4 separate regions of the Mus musculus genome follow, and regions 1, 3 and 4 are each linked to region 2. A link is a loop called in an ENCODE intact Hi-C map of the cell type or tissue named here. Cell type or tissue: left cerebral cortex. All regions are shown on one strand.

The links. Peaks named below come from ENCODE experiments on the same cell type or tissue, not always from the same donor. Only the 100,000 strongest peaks of a DNase experiment are listed, where the experiment ranks them.
Region 1: it touches region 2 in a loop (2.1-fold over the local background); 6 of 42 quality-filtered maps call a loop at or near these places.
Region 3: a loop joins it to region 2, with 2.8 times the contacts of the local background. A loop is called at or near these places in 4 of 42 quality-filtered maps.
Region 4: a loop joins it to region 2, with 2.0 times the contacts of the local background. A loop is called at or near these places in 3 of 42 quality-filtered maps.

Annotation. Positions count from the first base shown.
Region 1 is chr1:72,736,605-72,741,604 of GRCm38, reverse strand. It overlaps Gm39663 (a long non-coding RNA gene), which reads left to right and starts at 3,806. Exons shown (of 3, transcript XR_865536.3): 1 at 3,806-5,000. In left cerebral cortex, no CTCF peak of the experiment used is centred here; DNase peaks (open chromatin) are centred at 1,710 and 2,421.
Region 2 is chr1:72,821,888-72,826,887 of GRCm38, reverse strand. Igfbp2 (insulin-like growth factor binding protein 2) reads right to left here and starts at 2,408. Exons shown (of 4, transcript NM_008342.3): 1 at 1,924-2,408. The coding sequence starts at 2,308. In left cerebral cortex, no CTCF peak of the experiment used is centred here; DNase peaks (open chromatin) are centred at 2,050, 2,321 and 2,766; H3K4me3 peaks cover 1,345 bases; H3K27ac peaks cover 278 bases.
Region 3 is chr1:72,714,327-72,719,326 of GRCm38, reverse strand. No RefSeq gene overlaps it. Among named protein-coding and RNA genes, the nearest start is that of Rpl37a, 5.6 kb to the right of the region's middle. In left cerebral cortex, CTCF peaks have their summits at 294 (motif pointing left) and 2,168 (motif pointing left); DNase peaks (open chromatin) are centred at 300 and 2,161.
Region 4 is chr1:72,748,933-72,753,932 of GRCm38, reverse strand. Gm30788 (a long non-coding RNA gene) reads left to right here. Exons shown (of 8, transcript XR_001778972.2): 6 at 3,033-3,088; 7 at 3,299-3,487. Among named protein-coding and RNA genes, the nearest start is that of Gm39663, 14 kb to the right of the region's middle. In left cerebral cortex, no CTCF peak of the experiment used is centred here; DNase peaks (open chromatin) are centred at 623, 999 and 2,461.

The DNA of each region.
Region 1 (5,000 bases), 85 kb after region 2:
GGCTTCATTCCTTAAGACAGCGATTGCTCACTCTGGCAGCATTCCTACAGGTGCCTTGGTCCTCAGGCAAGATTCCATAGAGAACCCAAGAGGCCTGGGCTTTGGCTGCCACTGCAGGTGCACGCCCTTGAGTGAGTGATCTCGTCCCCATGGGTCCCTGTCCGAATGGCAACTGCACTTGTAAGAACCAAGGAGATGTGGGAAGCACTTGTCAACCTGAAGTGGCCGTGCAGATGGGGAGAGGCAAGAGTGCCTAGGGACTACTGGCCTCCCCCTCAGAGGGACTGAATCTCTTCAGTAGCAGCTCTATAGCAGGCAAGCAGGGAATCTCTGGCCCCTTACTGCAGACTGCCAGGCTGCCTTCTCCCAAGGCCTCCTCTTCCATGATAGCCTCACCATGGGTCCACTGAGTCTCCTCACCTTCCACAGTCCCAGTTCTCTTTTAAACTGAAGTCTCTCAAGAAAGAAATACGCCCATGTGTCTCTGAGAGCCAGGCCTCAAGCTTCACTGTCTGGAGCTCTGGAATGCTATATTTTCATCTGGAATTTTAAGGTTGCCCCCCCAGCCCCTTTTCTTGACTCAGCCTTCTAAGGGACTTAAAGGCCAGGTCTGTAAAGGCCAGGCAGGAAAGATTTCAGAAAACAGCTCAGAGCCTAAGCTCCAGAATTAGCCTTGGTGTTAGAATCTGAGCTCTTCAGTAGGCCGTTGATCTGAGGCAAATCGTTTGGCCTTCGAGCTTCAATTTCTTGTCTTTAAAATGAGAAGAAAGATGGGTACCTCATAAGGTTGATCTGGAATGAGGTAAACACTCAAACTGCTTAATACTGTGCAATGGCAGACAGGAGCCAGGGCCTCCTCTGTATGTACAACGGCTTCTGAGGAAACCTGAAGCCGCCAAGCCTAGCTCTTCCGCTCGCTCCCCTGAAGAGGTAGGAGCCTCGAAAGAGCCTGACGTCCAGGGCTGGTACAGCTCTGAGTTACGAATTCCTATCTTCTCTTTTCCTTTTCCTTTTTTTTTTTTTTTTTTTTTTTTTTTGAGACAGGGTCTTGCCATATAGCCCAGGCTGACCTGGAGCTTGCTGTGTAGACCAGGCTGACTCAAATTTGTTGGAATCCTTTGCCTTTGCCTCTCAAAATGCTGGAATAGGTCTGATCCTAAAACATGTCCTTGTCTAAAACGTGGCTGTGCGGAGTGAGCTCTGGGGGCCCATTTTTGTGGGAAATATTACAGGCCTCCTTTCGTAGTGTCCTTGTCTTTCTATGACAAGACTTCCAAGGTCTTCCCCTATTTCTGATTTTCATGAGTGGCTCTGGGGGCCTGTCCACCTCTGCCACTTCCTCCCAAGGTCTTCGCCATCCTTAGGTACAGTTGTGCTGCATCTCCATTCAGATGCAGTTGCTACTCCTTCATCTTCTCAGAGGCTGTTCCTCAGTTTCTAGAAACTTCTGCACTTCTCCAGGCCCCCTCTTTCTTTTGTCCTGCTCAAATTCCTGACTGCAGGGGCCAGGTAGGAAAGCATATTGGTTAGACCCAAGCTGGCGCTTCCTCCGAACCTCCCTTGCCTCTGGCACATTCCTTGTATTTGGGCAGGACCCAGAGAGCTGGAGAATTCCTCTCCCTCCTTAGCGTGGGCCCTCGTGTTGGCATGCCAACAGCCCCAAATATTTAAAGCAATCATGAAAATGAGCTCAGACTCCCATGCCAGAGCCTTGAAAGGAATTAGGCTAAAAACGGGACAAAGGAAGAGGTGAGGCCAAACGGAAAACGCCATGAAAGGCAGTGCCCGGCATGGCTGGGGCCCAGGACTCTCCTCACTGACTCCATTCATTTGTAGCCAGGCACTGTGCTGGGCCCTGCAAAGGCAAAGTTGAATGAATCACTATCCCAGCACTTGACGAGCTCCCTATCTAGCCAGGGACGCCACCGACAACCACGCCGCTGTGCGCTAAGCGTGGACAAGAAGCCATCCGAAGCACAAAGGAAGATCACAGTGAAGCATCTCCCTGGTCTAACTTATGGCAAGTGTGCCCCGCTAGGAACAAAGGATGTGCTGCTGAGAGGCAGAAGATCCCTGGCAGGGGTGAAGGTACCAGAGAGGCACAAGGCAGCTTGGGAGGAGGAGAGTGGCCCTGCGTGAGTGCTCGGGGAAACTGCTAAGACCCGGCCTCTCCATAGGCAGCCTTATGCACACTGAACACACAGAACAGAACATGGAGTGAGACTCAGCTTATGGTCTCTTAAAAACGCTGACAGAGATGGATACTTGGAGTTAGAAGCAAGGTTTTGAAGCAGAAAGCCTTTCTCAGAAGATGGCCCCTGTGCAAGCAAGAAGGGAGTGCGTCAGAACAGTCACCTCCCTACAGGCCTCCAGGCAGCATCCCTGCTGGAAGGGACGTGGGTTTTCTATGTCACAGGAGTGAAGGAAGAGTGTACTTGGCAGGCTGGCTGACTTGGCAGCATCCCAGGTACCCAGCAGAATGCCTGGGGAAGGTGCCAAGGTCAAAGGCAGATGCCTGAGAGTTGTGAGTAAGGGAGCCTCGGGCACCTGCTTACCTAGAGATGAAGGAGACAGGAAGGTCTTTTGCCTGGTTCTGCCAGAGCACATCACCGTCCTTAGGACAGTGTGGCTATGACTTTGGTCTGATCTGGGGTGCTGGGCAGCCACAGGAAGACGAGGGAGCAGAAAGAAAGCAGCTCAAGCTAACTGGTCACCAGGAACTGGCGAAGTTACCTGGTGCTCAGGGGCCTACCCCATGATCACCCCCGACGATTTACTGACTTTTTGTTTTGTTTTGTTTTGTTTTTATTTCTTTAAATGCTTCTAGCTTTGACTGGGCACTCCTGAGCCCAGCTGTGCTAAACTTTACAGGTGTTTACTCCTTACAACAACCTCGAAGAGATCAGAATTCTCCCTAGTCCCGTTTTACAGAGCAAACGATTCCCCCTAGAAAAATCAAGATTTGGGGGGCCATGTGTATTTAATAACAAACAGCAGAGTATAGTGGGCTAAACTGAGTTCCTCACAGAATTCATGGGTTCAACTTCTAACCACTAGCAGCCACAGGATAGTGGTCTTTGGAGCCAGAGACTTAAAAGAAAAAGGTCATTAAGTTCAAGGGCTGACCTTATAAGAAAAATAAAAAATTTGTAACAGAAACAAGTACAGAGAGAGCATGTGAGCACAATGAGTGTGGGGCTGGCACCTACAAGCCAACAGGATGGGCTCCAGGAGTAGCACAGGAGATGGGCAGCCCTGCCACCCTAACCTCGCCCTATCAGCCTTCCACACTATAGAACTGATTTCTGCGTTATAGCCCCACCACCTGCAGCTGAGTGTTCTATTACAAGTGCCTGTGCAGATTATCATGGGAAACAATAGCCAGGAGTACCTTAGAGATAGGAGGTGCAGGTCTGCAGGGAACATAAGGCACCTAGACAGGGTGACTGTCTACCCGAGCCTTACTTTCAGCTGTCAGGAACCAGAGAACCCTGACAATCCTGACTGGATTCTGAGAGAGGAAGGCCCAGGATGGCTTGGAGCCAGACAGCAGTAGTCAGTAGTATCTTCTCTGGCAGGATCAGGGCTTGAAAGCAATGGCTTAAAAACTGGGGTTGAAAGAGATTAAAACTCAAAGCCTAAAGCAAGACAAAGGCATCCTAACCTTTCCACTAACAGTCTTTGTACATTCAACCATCACAAGAAGTGAGGTCAGGGGCAGGCTAATGCTTCCACCTGGCTTGAGAAGTCAGGCAGATGCCCAATAAGAAGCCAGCCCCTTTCTCACACAAAGTGAGCCTTATCCTAGAGGATGAACCATCATGGGAGACATCATTTGGACGGGTCAGTCCGTTAGTCAGCATCCATCACATCTAGTCTCTTGGCCTCCTCCTCAGGCATACGTTAAAAGGAAGAGAAAAAATATCTTGTCATGAGGCTTGACCAAACTAAAACTGGTCTGTCTATTCGGAGTTACTGTGAGAAAGAAGGTAAGTGCCAGGTTACCTTGAGATCTTCAGTCAACATGGAAGTCACCAGCAGTGCAGAGCAGTTGGAGTTCCAGGCCTGAAGATCAGAGGCAAAGGCATCCTGCAACTTTCAGGAATTTGAATTTCTATGGGGAGAACAGACTTCAAACGGGCACTGGCTGCCAGAAGAGACAGCAAAGTAAGTTAAGTAAGTTAAAAAAGTGGGACTGCTGTTCAGGGGAAAAGGACAAAGGAAGGGTTTGCCCTATGGGAGGTGTGAGAGGGGAAGGAGGATCTCACTGAGAAGTACAGAGCTACCTGGGTGTAGGTTCGGTGTGTGAAATACCTATGTGTGCAAGTATATGCTATGGTATGTGTGCCTGAGCACACACTGCATATGTGTGTTCATGTGATGTGGCATGTTTGCACATACGTTTCTGGTGTATGCAGGGGACATGCATGTATGTGTGTTTGCAATATCTGCCATGGCTGTGCATATGGTGTGTGTGTGTGTGTGCGTGTGTGTGTGTACACGTGCAAATGTTCTGGCATTTTTACAGTGTGGATAACTTGGAGAAACATTTCTGATGAGAAGTCAGGCTTACAGCTGTGAGATTGGAGCAAGACGCAGAGGGAAAGAAAGGCGTTCCCTAGGGATGGGGGAGTCGGGATAAGAATCTGGACAAAGACCTGCTGGATGTTTTATCAGAACTGTGGTGTTGAGTTGCAGTACAAGTGCTATCCAAATGCCCCGTGCTGCTACTTCATCATTTCCATGCTTCCAGGAAGCAGGGCTTACCATGTGCACAATGTCCAGCCAAAGGGATACGAACAGAGAGGAAATTGCACTGCAGCCTGCATCATCTGTCTGATCCTCCGGGATATTAGTAGAGACATGTGAGTCTTCACTGTCTAAGCAGTAATGTCTTGATTGCGTCTCAGCAGGAAGTTTAGCTCTACAATGAGGACAGAGGGACAGCTTCCTGTTCTCACCGAGCTCCCTGGACACTCCTAATAAATCTCACTGCTCTC
Region 2 (5,000 bases):
CAGCCTCTAGAGTCCCTGTCCCAACCCAAAGAGCCCAGAAGCCTCTACCTTTGCCTCTCATCTGGCCAACCTGGCAAAACCAGGCTCCTTCCCAAACGACCCCTTTGAGAGCCCTGCTGTGCAGCTGATCACTTCTGAGCTTCCAGCTCCCGCCCCCACCCCACCCCCTACCTTGGTTAACATCCCCTCTTCCAGACAGAAACACAAGAGAAAAATGTGGAAGGCATCTGGACCTTCAGAGAAGGCTGAGGCGGCCACTCGAATGAGCCAGCAGAACGGAGTCCCATAACCAGGCAGAAAATCCAGAGTGACATTCTTCCCATGAACTCACCCCATTGTCCCCTGGCTTCCCTGACAACCCCCCTCACCCCACCCCCATCCCCGCAGCCAGTAAGGAAAAGTGACCCAGGGAACCTGCCACATCTGTTGCCTGCAGAAGACTCCAACCTATTTAAGAGTTTTGAGAAGCAGAAAGACTGAATTTCACAGGCTTAGAATGAAAGCAACGAAGGGTGGGGAGGAAAAAATAAATAAAACTCTGAGAGGAAAATAAAACTCTGAGAGGAAAGTACACCAGATTTAGTAAAACAGTCAATATCCGGAGGATTCTGCAAGGCCTGCTGAAGAAAATTCCTCTGGGGCTCCAGAGGTAATAAGGGAGGAAGGGGCCTGAGAAGCGGAATTCTTTTCCTTTATTATTACCTAGAAACAGGAGCAAGGATCAAACCCAAGGCTGAGAGAGAAGAAACCCTGGGACTCCCCTCTGAGGAAGCTCCACCTTGCTCTGTAGTCAAGGTCAAAAATGCCTCAAGAACTACAAGACTTCAAACTTGACCTCTGACTCCATTGGGAAAGGGACAGTGGCTGAGCCAGGGAAAGAGAGGGGCGCACAAAGAAATCGAAAAACAGGGAAGATATTTGTTCTCTCTCTCTCTCCTATCTCTCTCTCTCTCTCTCTCTCTCTCTCTCTCTCTCTCTCTCCTATCTCTCCAGGCTACCCCCAGTCTAAGAAACATAGTAAAAGCCTCCTTTTAAACATTAGCTAAAATTCAGCGCTGTCCCCAAGACAATTGCAGCTTTCTCCAAACCGTGAAGAAAAAAAAGTGAACTCCTCGCAGTCAGCTTGTGTCCCTTAACTTTTTTTTTCTTTTGAGAAAGAAGGGCTCCTTAACAAAGAACCCCACCTTCCCCATCCCGTGAGACAGAAAAAGTTCCCTAGATTTAGGAGGAGGTACGGTGTGACACACACCCGCGTTAAGAGCTGTAGCTCCCCTGGCTTTCAAGCGGCTCCAGCATTCTGACCGGAGGCCCAGACGCACAGCCAGGGTGCCGGAACGCAGCTGGCCAACCGGCTTAAGTTACACAGATGGAGCCCGCTCCATTCTCCACGTGCATCCTTACCCTTCTCCTCACCTCCCAACGCCAGAAGGAAGGAGCTTCTCCATTCGATCTTTTCTCACCCGAGGTCTGCAGTGTCACCTGTGCGCGGCAGCCAGCAGCACGCCCACCGCTAAACATTCGACCGGTGGTCACTGACTCAAGTTTTGTTTCAAATGAGTTTCAAGTTCCTACAGGCTCTTCAACCCCCACCTCCACCCCCTCAGCCCCTAGATCAGACCACCTTCCTCCCCGCTAAGTCCCGTTAAGGAAGACCCTGGTGGCAAGGTATCTTTCCTCTCCTCCTTTACCCCATCAAATCCCGCTTGCTCCACCCGCAGCCTCCCTCCCGGGTTTGTCTTTCGGGTTCCCGCTCTCAAGAGTCTCCCTGGATCTGATTAAGGTCTAAGCTCTTTCTCCTCTACATCAGTCCCAGGGTCCCGTCGGACTCTCTTTTCCCACGTGAGAGTCACCAGCCAGGAGAACCCGCTGAGCTACGAGAGAGTTTCTCCCAAGCCCAAAACTAGTGCTCACAGTCCGCATTACCTGCAACCTGCTGTGGGGTGGTGCCCACGCGTCTCTTTTCACAGGTACCCGCGCCTGTGACAAGCGCCTTCAGGGGCAGCTCGGAGCCCGGGTTGGGATAGCAGCGTAGCGTCTGGGCGCAGCGCGGGATGTAGACGCCGCATGCTTCGCCCTCCTGCCGTGCGCACACGGAGCAGCAGCCGCAGCCGGGCTCTCGCACCAGCTCGGCGCAGGGCGCGTCGGGTGGGGGCCCGCAAGCGGCCAGACGCTCGGGCGTGCAGGGTGGGCAGCGGAACAGCACCTCGGCGCGCACCCCGGGGCCGCAGCCGCCCGCGCCCAAGAGCAGCAGCAAGAGCAACGACGGCAGGAGCAGCGGCAGCGCGGGGCCGCCCAATCTCGGCAGCATGTTGGCTTGTGGGCAACGGTAGTGCAGCGAGCTAGCGGGCAGGTGGCACGGCCCAGACGAATGCGGGAGACGCCTCCTTGCCTTCTTTCTCCTCCCCCGCCTCTGCCGGGTCCTAAAAAGCCTGCTTCTCCCCGCCCCCCTGCCTTCTCCCCTCCCCCTTATGGAGACCACTCCCTTCCCCCCCCCCCCGCACCGCCCCCCCCCGCACCGCCCCCCCCCGCACTCTTGCGTGAGGGCACGTGCTTGTGCACACGCCCACTCGCCCACCCTACGTTCCTAGGGGATTCAAGCGGACCCCTCTGTTCTTCCCTGGTTAGGACTTTGCTCCCTTCAGCCTGGGTTTGTCCGCTCCGGGAGAGTAAGAATAACTTGCAAGCGTGGGTAGAATCGGCGTGGAGTGGGAAAGAGCCTGTGCTTTTGTCTCCTGTCTTTTAGTTTAGTTCGATTTGGAAGGACTTAGTTTGCTCACTTCCCACGTGGCCGGCTGTGAACTGACTGCCGGGGAAACACAAAAGCAGTCTTGACCTTAAAGATTTCGGAGCTCACACCGACTCCCCACAGCCCTCGTGTTGCTAGGAACAATGACCTTGAGTGAGTCCCGCGGACGCTCAGTCCTTCTAGACCAGGCTCGTCCCAGACAGCACCTCCTAGCAACAACTTCAGTTTCCCAGCCCAGAGCTCACCGCTGCAAGTAATGAAACCTGGTGTGTTTCCTGGTGCCTCACAAACCTCTGCCCCACAAGCCCTCTAATCCCCTAGAGACCCGGGTCACCATCCACAAACGCTGCCTTATTCGCCCACCTTTACACACACTCTCCCCGCCTCCCCCCCCCCAGACGTCTGAAGACACACCCACTGAAGGGTCTTGAAAAGGTCAGATTAGACACCCACCCCCCTCCCCAGGTATTAGAGAAAGCCCTAGCGCTAGGCTGATTAGAGCTCGCTCAGGTTTTCAAATAGAAAAGAGTGGCTGCCTCCTTTGTTCCAATTGAATCACCCAGCCTAGCTGCCCCCAACCTCCATCACTCCAGCCTGGCAGGACCTTAGTTATTGACTCATTTGCCAGGGTTGTGACCTTAACAACGAGTGAGGCGTCTCCATTCCCCCACAAGATTCTCCAAGCCATCCTTTCTAATTTCTGGGCTCAGGGCCTATCTCAATTCAGCGGCTTTTTGTTCATATGTCTGTTTGAGTTTTATGCCTCCTAGAAGACAAAGTTCTAATCTTAAGAAACTAGGAGAGGAAGAGTTATGGAGGAGAGTTTGAACTTCTGTAGGAACCTCTGTGGAAGATGACTATCCGAATGAAAAAGAAGGGGGACGGGTGTGAGACTAAAGCTTGGTAATTGCGTAGAGGGAAATGGAGGGTTATCGATGGCGCATTCTCAACACCCGGACCAGCAGAAATGATGAAAAAAAATTGAAGAGTGATACTGAAACTAGAAAGTCACTTAGGCCAGAGATCAAAACCCCTGGGGAGATAGGGGAACTGGCAGGGAAATCAGCTAATTGTGCTGAGACTTGGCCTGATTTGGGCGTGTCAGGGACACAGCATCAGTGTTTGAGCAGAGGGATGGACCTCTGACAATAACGGGAGCTATACAGAATGGCGATCTAACAGAAGGAAACCAACAAAGGCTGGGGGAGGCTCCAGTTCACATCTCCACGTGTTCTGGTGTCTTGTACCTGCCCTGGAATATGTTCCTATTGGCCTCACCGACTGAGGACTCCTTTGTAGTAGAGATACCACCCTGCATCATGGTGTGCCATAAACATCCATTGTAAACTACAAGTGAGAGCCACATTGCTAGCTATATTTCCTACCACTGGCATTAAAACACAGTAAAGAGTCTGGTATGGCGGTGAGCCTTTAATCCCAGCACTTGGACAGCAGAGTCAGGCAAATCCCTGGGTTCCAAGCAGCCTGGTCTGTGAAGCAAGATCCAGGACAGCCAAGGTTACACGGAGAAACCTGGTCTCAAAAGAAAAAAAGAGAGAGAGAGAAGAAGTAAGTGGAATCTGTTTTGAATTCTGCTTATTCAATGTCATTGAATCAGTAATAAGTATGAAAATTATAAAGGCAAGAGTATCCATGCACATCCCGAGATGACCTTGGACTCACAATCCTCCTGCCTCGGTGTTTAGAGTGCTGAGATCACAGGCATGAACCACTGGGAATTTCTAGAATTTCTCTTTCTGGTGAGTCGAATCAGTGCTGATCCCTTTCCCCTTATCCCCAGTTAATAGCCAGCTTTACCCTGCACAACCCCAGATACCCACACCCCAAGAGGAACCTTATCTCAGTCCTTCCCTAACCAAACAACCTCCAAGTCCTACTCAAGAAAAGCCTGCGGACACAGGCGTCTGATGCCGGCACCTTCTGTAAAACACAAGGGAAATTAGTGAAGCAGAATTCACATAGGTTTTGGTTTTGGGGGTTTGGTTTGGTTTGGTTTGGTTTGGTTTGGTTTGGTTTGGTTTGGTTTGGTTTGGTTTGGTTTGGTTTTGTTTAAGGAGTCAGTAGCCACTGTGAAAGCAGGACATGGGGTATTCTGGTGCAACCTTGTGATTTCAGGACCCTTGGAAGCTGAAGCAGGAAGATCCCAAGTTCAAGGTCAGCCTGCATTACCTAACAAGATCCAGTCCAAAAGAAGAAAAGGAAAAGAAAGGAAAGGAAAGGAAAGGAAAGGAAA
Region 3 (5,000 bases), 110 kb after region 2:
GCATTTGGAATCCTAAAGCCCTAGCTAGAGATTGGAATCCTCACACCACTTCTTATCCCCGACACAGCTCATTCCCAGTGCTCAGTCATTCAGTTCCTGGGTTTTGCTGGCCTCCGCTCCTGAGGAGAAAGGGCATGCATCTCACTGGCCTTTGGAAGCAGCAGGGCTGTTGGTGTGCTGTGGCCACTCTCATCAGGGAAGTCATACCTGTGCACGGAACAAAGTTAAGAGCGGGAGAAAGAGAAGCACTCTGATCCCTCCAAGTCCTCTCAGCCTCAGCAAGGGCTCCCCCTGCTGTTCACTACCTACACTCCTTTTGCCTGCCCCGGGTTAATCAGCAGAATCCCAATGGCAGTTTCTTAACAGTGTCTTATGTAGTGGCACTTTCTCTCCAGCCTGTCTGTAGTGGCCTTTTAGCGTTATATACTTATCACTTGCTGAGACTGGCCTCCAACCATCAAAACCCCTCACAGATACCACTCTGTACCTTGGTTTCTTTATCTATAGAGAACAAAGCTCTTCTGTTGCCCAAGCCAGTGAACGGGGAGGTGAAGTTGAAGCACGGAACTCCTTGTGGACTTCATTCTTTCCCCATTCAATGACTCTCTTCAAGTAGAAAATCTTAGAGTTTTTGTCATCTATAAAAGGGGGAAAGAATTCCATTAGGTTCTTGAGTTTGGAGCAATTAAAAGAGGAAGAAGTGCTGGGGAAAAGAAACCTGATGACAGGCCGAGTGTGGTGGTGTAAGCCTTTAATCCCAGCACTCGGGAGGCAGAGGCATGCGGATTTCTGAGTTCGAGGCCAGCCTGGTCTACAGAGTGAGTTCCAGGACAGCCAGAGCTACACAGAGAAACCCTGTCTCGAAAAAACAAAACAAAACAAAAAAAAAAAAAAAAAAAAAAAAGAAAAAAGAAAAAGAAACCTGATGACACAAAGGTCTTACTAGCTACAGTACAACGAAGCATGGAGCATGTGGGTCCAGGACTGGCTAGACATGCAGGACTCAAGGCATGTGTGCCTCTAGCTACCCCAGGCTGGGAAGTGCTGGGTCTTAAATAGATGTGTCTACCTCAGACCCTTGGAACACAGCCTGGATCATGCTAAGGGAATGAGTTAGGTATTTCTAGGCCCTGCCCCCCAAAGCTAATTGGGACACAGGGAATAAAACATGGCAGTATACAAGCAGAACAGGACTGTTGAGTTGAAAGCATAGTTGCTTGGTGGAGAAGGTGAGGTATAAATTACTTAAAGAGCAAGGTGTGGCAGAGTTTGCCTGTAACTCAGCATTCAAGAGGGCTGAGAGGCAGGAAGATCAAAAGTCCCAGGTCAGTCTGGGCTACAGGACGAGACCCTGTGTAACCACCACCACCATGATCGTAACAAGTATACAAACATACCCAGTTAAATGAGCACAGAACAAGCCTCCAAAACTTAGAACATCAAAAAAAGATACATGTAATTCCAATAAATCAGTAAGCACTGGTCTTATTGAGTGGACAGTTTCACGTGTGCACGTGGGTGTAAACTCAGAGCACAAACAGTCCGACTCCACGGGCATCCCTCAAGCTACACTTCCAGAGCCTACCACTAACTCCATCCAGAAACAGGGGTCTCCTGACATCACTGTAACCTCTTGGCACCCTTTTTGGACCAGAATTTGCTTATCGCTCCCACTCTGCCTCTGTCAATACTATAGCTACAAAACCCAGAGTATGACAAAGTTAGTTAAAACATCCCTCCTGTACTGACGTTTTCTCCTGATGAGTCTAACAACATGGACAGAGACGTGGACACCCTGATCAGAGAAACACCTTCTTAGTCCACAGTGTTTATGTATTGTATGGTGCATTTTCACTGCAAAAAGTTTTTTACAATTTTTAATTCTTAAAGTTCTTCCCCCCTAACTAGCAGCTCTAGGAAATACACTCAAGACTATCCTAATTGTGTACTCGTGGGGCATCTGTCTCAGATGGCCTAAGACTAACTCTTTTAGGTTTAATTCTTTACCTAGTCAGCTAGGTTACATTCTGACATGGTGGAATTAATAAAGAACTTAGCACTTACTAACCTGTAACTACATATGCTAATATGCATTTGTGAGGGTTCTCTGACCTCTCAGAATTCTAGACTGCTCCGTCCTTTCCTGCTTACTCAGTAGCGCCCCCTGGTGTTCCATACGCTTGCAGTCAACACATGACATTTTTATGCTTTGCTCAAGGGAGTAACATCTGTCGATAAGTATTTTTGTGATTAGAGATAGACTCTCAAAGAATTTGTGTAAAATGTCTAGGTTCCAAGGTCAAAGTGCACTATATAACGGTATTGGCAACCATATCATATGCTAAGAGGGTAATCTCTAAAGCCAGCTTACAAAATAAATTACAGACACATTGATACACAAGCAGTAATTATTGTCTTTCCCTTTTAAATTTTTAGGCATACCTCAACATCTAATACCAACATACAAAACCAAATAAAGTGGAAAGTCACAAAGAGGGAGGTAGCTCCAGCCTAGCATGGAAAAATGTTTCCAAGTGTTGAAACATTCTCACATTTTTCTTTTGCTTGGCATAGTCACGTTTAGAATTCAGCTTCCAAGCTGGGCATGGTGGCACAGACTTTTGATACCAGCACTTAGGAGACAGAGGCAAGCAGATCAGCCTGAGCAAAGAAACCCCATCTCCCGGCTTTGCTGGCTGGCCTTGTTCTTTGGCACCAGCCAGTCCCCCTGGATGGAGCACTGCTCTGGGTTCTTGGTGTCTTTAATTTGTTCCCAGGAGCACTTAGAGAGAGACATTGATGCTGGTTTCCTCAGTGTTTCTGCATCCTGGAAACATGGAAACTAATGCAGGTGCTTTCTCCTGCTGAGCTCTCTTGTTAATGGTGTGTTGTTTGAAAGTGGGACCAGACTAACTTCTTTTCTCCTTCTGTGTTCAATGTGTCCTTGTGGTCCATCATCTACATCTAATCCTTTATTCAATTTATACTTTACATAACTCTGCTCACTTAACTTTAGCTTTTAAACATTTACTGTTAAACACTAATATTCACACAGGTATGCAAGTCCCCACCTTTACTGTATCCTACTTGGCCCAGTAGCTCCTCTTCCCGCTGGGGCCATGCTGGGTTTGAACCCAAGGCCTTGCTCATGCCAAGCACCACTGAGCTGCATGTCAGCCCCCTTCCCCATCTTGTGACTGAGAGCTTCTAATTCTACTTCCACTGTTCTAGCGATGATTACTAGAGATTATGATGTTTGACTTGTAATTAGACCCCTTCCTGAATACAAGAGCCTTAGAACATTTTAACATTTACCCTTTCCAAACCTACATGCTGTCATTTCAATGCATCCTGCTGCCCTTCGAAAGTTATTGCTATTGAGAAAGGATCTAGGTATCCCTGGGTAGTCCTGAACTCTACATGACAAGGTTGGCCTTGAACAAGAGATCCACCTGTATCTGCCTCCCAAGAGCTGAGATTAAAGATGAGTGCCACTATGTCCTGCCTATTTTAAGACTTATTTACTGGGGCTGGGCAGTGGTGGCACACACCTTTAATCCCAGCACTTGGGAGGCAGAAGCAGGCAGATTTCTACATTCAAGGCCAGCCTGGTCTACAGCTTTGTGAGTTCCAAGACAGCCAGGGCTAATAACAGAGAAACCCTGTCTCAAAAGAAAAACAAAAAACCTTATTTATTGGGAAATTCTTTATGTGCCATGGTGTACAAAGGCAGGCATATGACATCTTAGTGGGGTCTGTTCTTTTAATCTACCATGTGGGTTCCAGAGATCAAACTCCAGTCTATCCAGGTTCACACAGTAAGCAATCTACCTGGCCCTATTCTCATTTAAAACTCACTGGTATCTTTTGGCTGCCTTCCTTCCTAATTGAATCCTCCATGAACTGTTTCCTATGAGCTATGTAAATGTGCTAGTCTGTTATTAGAAACTATTTTGGTGTGTGTATGTTTTTCCCCTGAGACAGGGTTTCTCTGTATAGCATTGGCTGTCCTGGAACTCACTCTGGTTGGCCTTGAACTCAGAAATCTGCCTGCCTCCACCTCCCAAGGGCTGGGATTAATGGTGTGCGCCACCACTGCCTGGCTCTATTTCTTATTCTAACAATGATTGCTAAGCACAGAATTTGAGACACTTGAGGCATTCTATCTCAACATTGCCAATCATAAAGTTAAAACTCTGAAAGTTGCTCTGCATCCTGTGGCATCAAATATCTAAGCAAAATTTTATACATACTCATGTTTATATGCACACAGAAATCAGCATAACTTCTAGGAGTGGTCAATCCTCTAACTTCCAAGTAGGAGAGCTCTCAGGCTTCCACTTAGAACTGTCTCATCTGGTCCAAGATTTAATTCTTTATGTGAAAATAATTACGATTTGCTTGTTTTTTATAAATGATAAAATTACAGTTATCAGTAAATGTTTGATTTTTATGCCTCTTTCCTACTCACATATTTACAGCCACATAAAAATTTCCCTGGCACCCCCCAACCTAAATCAAGAAGCAATCACGATCTGAAAGTAGGCTCTTCTAAATCCCTGCCTTTGCCCAGCACCAGAGACTCGGAGAACCTTGTAACAGAGGTCAAGCTCAGCCCAGGAAGGAGCACGTGGAAGCCAACCTAATGCAACTCAAAAGGCAGGATCTAATTTCCAGCCTTCTCTCCTCCACTTTCCTACTTGTGGCTTCAGCCACTGGACTACCACAAAATAAAAACAGCTATGAATCTTGGTTCTGGGGTATAAGACCAAAATTCAAACCCAGCTCCATCATTTAGAAATTACATAATTTCTTGGGGGCTGGAAAAACGGCTTAGCACTTAAGAGCACTGGCAATTCTTCCATCACATAGTAACAACTGTCATTCCAGTTCCAGGGGATCTGGTGTCATCTTCAGACACCATGCATACAGGGATGCAGACACACGCATACAGTAACCCCCCGCCCCCAAAAAAAAACCCCTGCACTTCTCACACACAA
Region 4 (5,000 bases), 73 kb after region 2:
TCTGACCTTGGACATGCTATTAAGCTGCTTGGGTCCCACTTTGTCATTTATGGCCTAAGGTCATCTTAACTCATACTCCTTGTTAGGATGAAATGTGGTCATGTACGGATGACATCTCTCCAGGTGACCGTTGCTAATTCTCTCTTCTTCCCTCATCTTATTATATTTTGACGATGAGACAAAAGCTGTCTCTCATGACATTAAACTATTTATAAGCCAAGTTTAGGAGCCTTTTCTGCTATCTACGTACATATTCCCATGTCTTTTCCTGATCTCTTCTTCCTTTAGATTCTCCATCCCTGTTTCTATCCTGGGAATAAACGTTAAGAGATGCCCAGGTAACAAGGAAAGCCAACATTCTGAAGGCTTCGCACGTTCTGAAATTCCTTGCTATGTTAACAAGAATCAGCATGAGATGGCTTGACCCAGAGGGTGCATGCCTGCAACCTCAGCACTGCAGTTACTAAGGAAGGCAGTTCTCGTGCCCAAGGCCAACCTGCACTTCAGAGCAAGAGCTTGCTTCAAAAGAACAGGGCTGGGCTGTGGAAGACGGCTTGGCATTTGCTGTACCAACTGGTGACTCATGTCTGAGAACCAGATCCCACTTGGGTGGAGGAGAGAACTGACCAACTCCCAAAGTTGTTCTCTGACCGCCACATGTATGTCATAGCATGTGTACTGACTGGTTTTGCGTGTCAACTTGACACAGGCTGGAGTTGTCACAGAGAAAGGAGCTTCAGTTGGGGAAGTGTTTCCATGAGATCCAGCTGTGGGGTATTTTCTCAATTAGTGATGGGGGGGGGGCATTGTGGGTGGTGCCATCCCTGGGCTGGAAGTCTTGTGTTCTATAAAAAAAGCAAGCTGAGCAAGTTAGGGGAAGCAAACCAGAAAGAAACATCCCTCCATGGCCTCTGCATCAGCTCCTGTATCCTGACCTCTTTTGGTGATGAACAGCAATTTGGAAGTATAAGCTAAGTAAACCCTTTCCTCCCCAACTTGCTTCTAGGTCATGATGTTTGTACAGGAATAGAAACTCTGACTAAGACAGCATTTGTATGCCCAGACTCACACACCTACTCCCACAAACACGCTGCTGCTGCTACTACTACTACTACTACTACTTTACTACTATTACAAATAGTAAATATTATGTGTTTAGTATCACTAAGTAACTAATAAATTGAAAGCATTAAAAAAAACAGCAAAAACACTCAGAAATGTAAAAGTTTATGTATGTGTGTATGTGTCTGTGTATAAAATACATGTGCATATCACAATCTAAATGTGAAATGAACTCTGCTAAACAAATAAGTAAATGAGTAAGTTATGCTAGAACACTATAAAGAATTCTATATATGCTATTGAAGTATAAAGTCATTAAAAATTAGGCTTGGGAAGGTGTTTATTAAGAGAAAAAATGCCTAAAATATAAAGAAAGGACCGTGAAAAGTCAAGGCTCAGACTGTACTCATGACAGGATCTTAAACACACAGCAGATGTTTGAATACAGATGAAAGGCTGGAAGGAAATTCATCCGAATGTGAAATCTGATGAACCATGAACATTGGTGTTGGAAGCTGTTCAATCTGTGTCCACCAGAGAAAAATTAGAAAATGCAGAGCGACATAAACAGAAAGAGTTAAAGAGGTGAATGGCTAGTTTCTCAGTAATACATATACACACACATGCCCGTGCGCACTTGCGTGCGAGCACACACACACCACTTAGTAATTATACTGGTTAGTTCCCTATGACCTTTTGATCACTAGCAATGTCAGCAGACCATCCTACACACATACACACCACACACACACACACACACACACACACACACAGCTGCGCGTGCACATACATACTCCCTGAAATTCCACTTACATATGTGGTGAGAGGAAGCTTGAAAGAGACTGAGGCTACAATCTCTGAGGTTTCTGCTTTAAAAACCGAACAAGGAAAACCCAGGAGGAGAGAGTTGTGAGGGAGAAGTAGACTGAGAAGGGAGGGTAAGGGGGCTGCTTAGCCTTCGTCGCTTTCATTCAGAAGATGGAGAGGTTTGTGCACTTGTTTGTTAGAGAAAGATAACTTTACAGGATAGCTGAGTTAGGGCTGTTTTAACGAAATGTCGGTACCATCTACAGGCCTAGAGGAACCCTAGGTTCTCCTCAGCCAGGAACTCCAGGTTTCTATTACAGCCACAAATCATCCGGAGACCTAGAGATAAAGGGCGCAACAGCCATCTACTGAGCACGTGGATCTGAAACCTGGGCTGGGCGGTGGAATAAGTGAATGGTTTATCTCTGCTCCATGCCCTGCCAGCTGGGGCACTTGACTGGGGGTGGGGTACAGGATGGCTGCTCTCAGAGCTGGCATCGTGATACCAAGGATGGCCAAGTGCCTGGCCAGGCCTGTGGACTTGGAGAGTCGGTCCCTCTCCACATTGGCCTTTCCTCCCCATGGGCTGCCTTGGCTTTCTCTCGATGCTGTGGCTAGATTCCAAGAGTGTCTCAAGAGACAGGAAGTGGGAGCTGCCAGTTCTGGAGGCCTGGGTCCAAAGGCTGGCACAGGACCTCTTCTACTGTATTCATTCGTCAAGGAATCTCAAGGCCAGGTTCAAATGGAGCGGAGATGACTCGCACATCTCAGGGAAAGGAGAGTCAAGGAACTGGGAGGTTATATTAACTACTTTTCTAATTGTCGGGACCAAATACCGGAGAAGAAGCTCTGTCAGGGGAAATAAGTTTATTTGAGTCGCAGCCTATCCAGTCCACCCTAGCAAGGAAGCATGGTAACATTATCAGCTCCTGTCTGGCGATAGGAGGTGATGGGTAGGCTCACATCTTGTAGGATCAGAAGGTGGAGAACAGGGACACTGAGGTTCAGGTGGACTTTCCTTAGTCCTTTGTTATTCAGCTAGAGACCTCAGTGTATGACCCGGATTTAAGCCAAGCCTTCCCTCTTCACTTAATCCTGCTGGAAGCACCCTGGCAGAGACACCCACCTCACTAATGCCCTATATTGTTTCTTAATTCAATCAGGTTGACAAAATTCATCATCGCGGGAGCTGTGTTTTGAAAGTGCCTGAAAGTGACAGGTAAGGCCAGTGCTGGGACGTTGTTCTGGGTCATGCTGTTCACACTACGGGACTTGACATGAAGAATTGTGGCAGCAAAACATCACATCATATCTACCAAGCAGTGTCCTCGGAGTCAGGGGGTAGGGAAGAAGTGTGCAGTTTTTCTCTTTGGTCTACCTCCCCAGTTCCTATAACATGACTTCATCCAGTCTATTTGGCTCCTTCTAGACCTCTTCTGAGCCTAAACTCTGAGCAAGCCCAGTTCCCAAAGATCCCCAGGCCTGTGTGTGCTAATGGAAACTCCAGTCACTTCTTAGAACGACTTCTGGCTGAACCCCAGGACACAGCTCTCAGGACGGTGGGATGTCAGCCCCCTAGACAAGTCATCTTGTTCAGTTCTCCCAACCTTCCTTGGAGGTACATGTTTGCTCAGAAGGCTGTGGGTCCTAAGTTTGTGGGGACCCCCGGAGTGTGTGATTCTATAGCCCCTTTATTTTAAGGAGCTGAGCAGTTTTCAGCTCAGCAGCTACTGAATGGACTGTATTGTCTGATCAAGGAAAATGTCCACCCTTCAGCTCCGATCCTTGATAAGGACCGACCACAAAGCCACACACTTGCTCATGTACTGATTCCTCTATTTCTCCTCTTTCTAAGGCTCCAGGAAGGCTGTAGATTCTAAGGCCACGGCATATTCACATCTCAGAGGAGAGAGAGAGAAATAAGTCCTGTAAGAAAGCCTATTACTTAAGCTCTTCTGGCTTCTGGGCTCTTCAGTCCTCTCTTCCATGAAAGCAAAGACTGAGATGACACATGAACTTGAACCTGAGGAAAAAAAAAAAGAGAGAAAAGTGCCACCTTTAAAAATGCTGACAGCCTGTATCAGTTCTAACGCAATGCCTAGCAACCTTTGTTTTCTAGAGTAAGGGCCCTGCGGAATCTAGGCCAAGGGTACTGAGAGTGCCGGGGGTAGAATTTCTCCACCACATCACATCTCTTCCTCTACAACGGAAAGACCAAGAGGTAGGCCCATCACCAGGAGTGGCCAGGTAGAGCTTAGGCTTTGACCTGTCAATCAAGTTCCAGCATGATGGGCAGAAGCTTCTTAGCTGCATTCATAAACATCAGGCCTTGTATTCCCCTGGCTGAAATACGAAAAGAATTTGGGAAGAATTGGTGCTTAAGACAAAAATTACCTTCCTTTCTAATGTTGCGAATCTGAGACAGATATCCCATCTATTTCATAGGAGCTTCCACCAACTTTCTTTCCAGCTATTTTCCCATTTCTTTTCTGTATTTCCTCCTCTACGCATCTTCCTCTCCTGTGTCTGGTCCCATCGCCGCATCTGCATCCAATCTAATACAACAGGCTTAGAACTGCAGTCTAACACAGTTGGGAGTCTTCCTTTTGAGCTCATGGGACATTTCTCACATCTGAAAATCTAGATAAGGCATGTGTATTTATAATACTTGCATTCTGTTTCTAGAATCTATTTCATGGTCTTATCCATTTGGTTATAATATGATCTCATGCAAGGTTATGCACTATATTAATTCATTTTCTACTATGGCAACAAATATCTTAGGTAAATCCACTTATGAAGGGGATTAGGTAAGCTGGGCTCACAGTCTTGGAGTTCTCAGCCCATAATCAGTTGGACTAATGCTTTGGGTTGAGAGGTGAGGTAGGGCATCCTGGTGAGGCATTGAAGCTAAGGAAGCTACTTTGTAGGAAACTTGGAAGCCAAAGAAAGAGTTGGTAACAGAAACCCAGTGTCACCTTTCAGGACATGTCTCTAGTGTCATCCACTAGATTTCTTGAAGGTTTCACCATCTCCCAACAGTGTCACAGGATTCAGATTAAGCCTTTAACACATGAGCCTTTGGGAAACATTTACCCAAAGTAGTAGGCACCAGTCCTGAGACTCTGCCA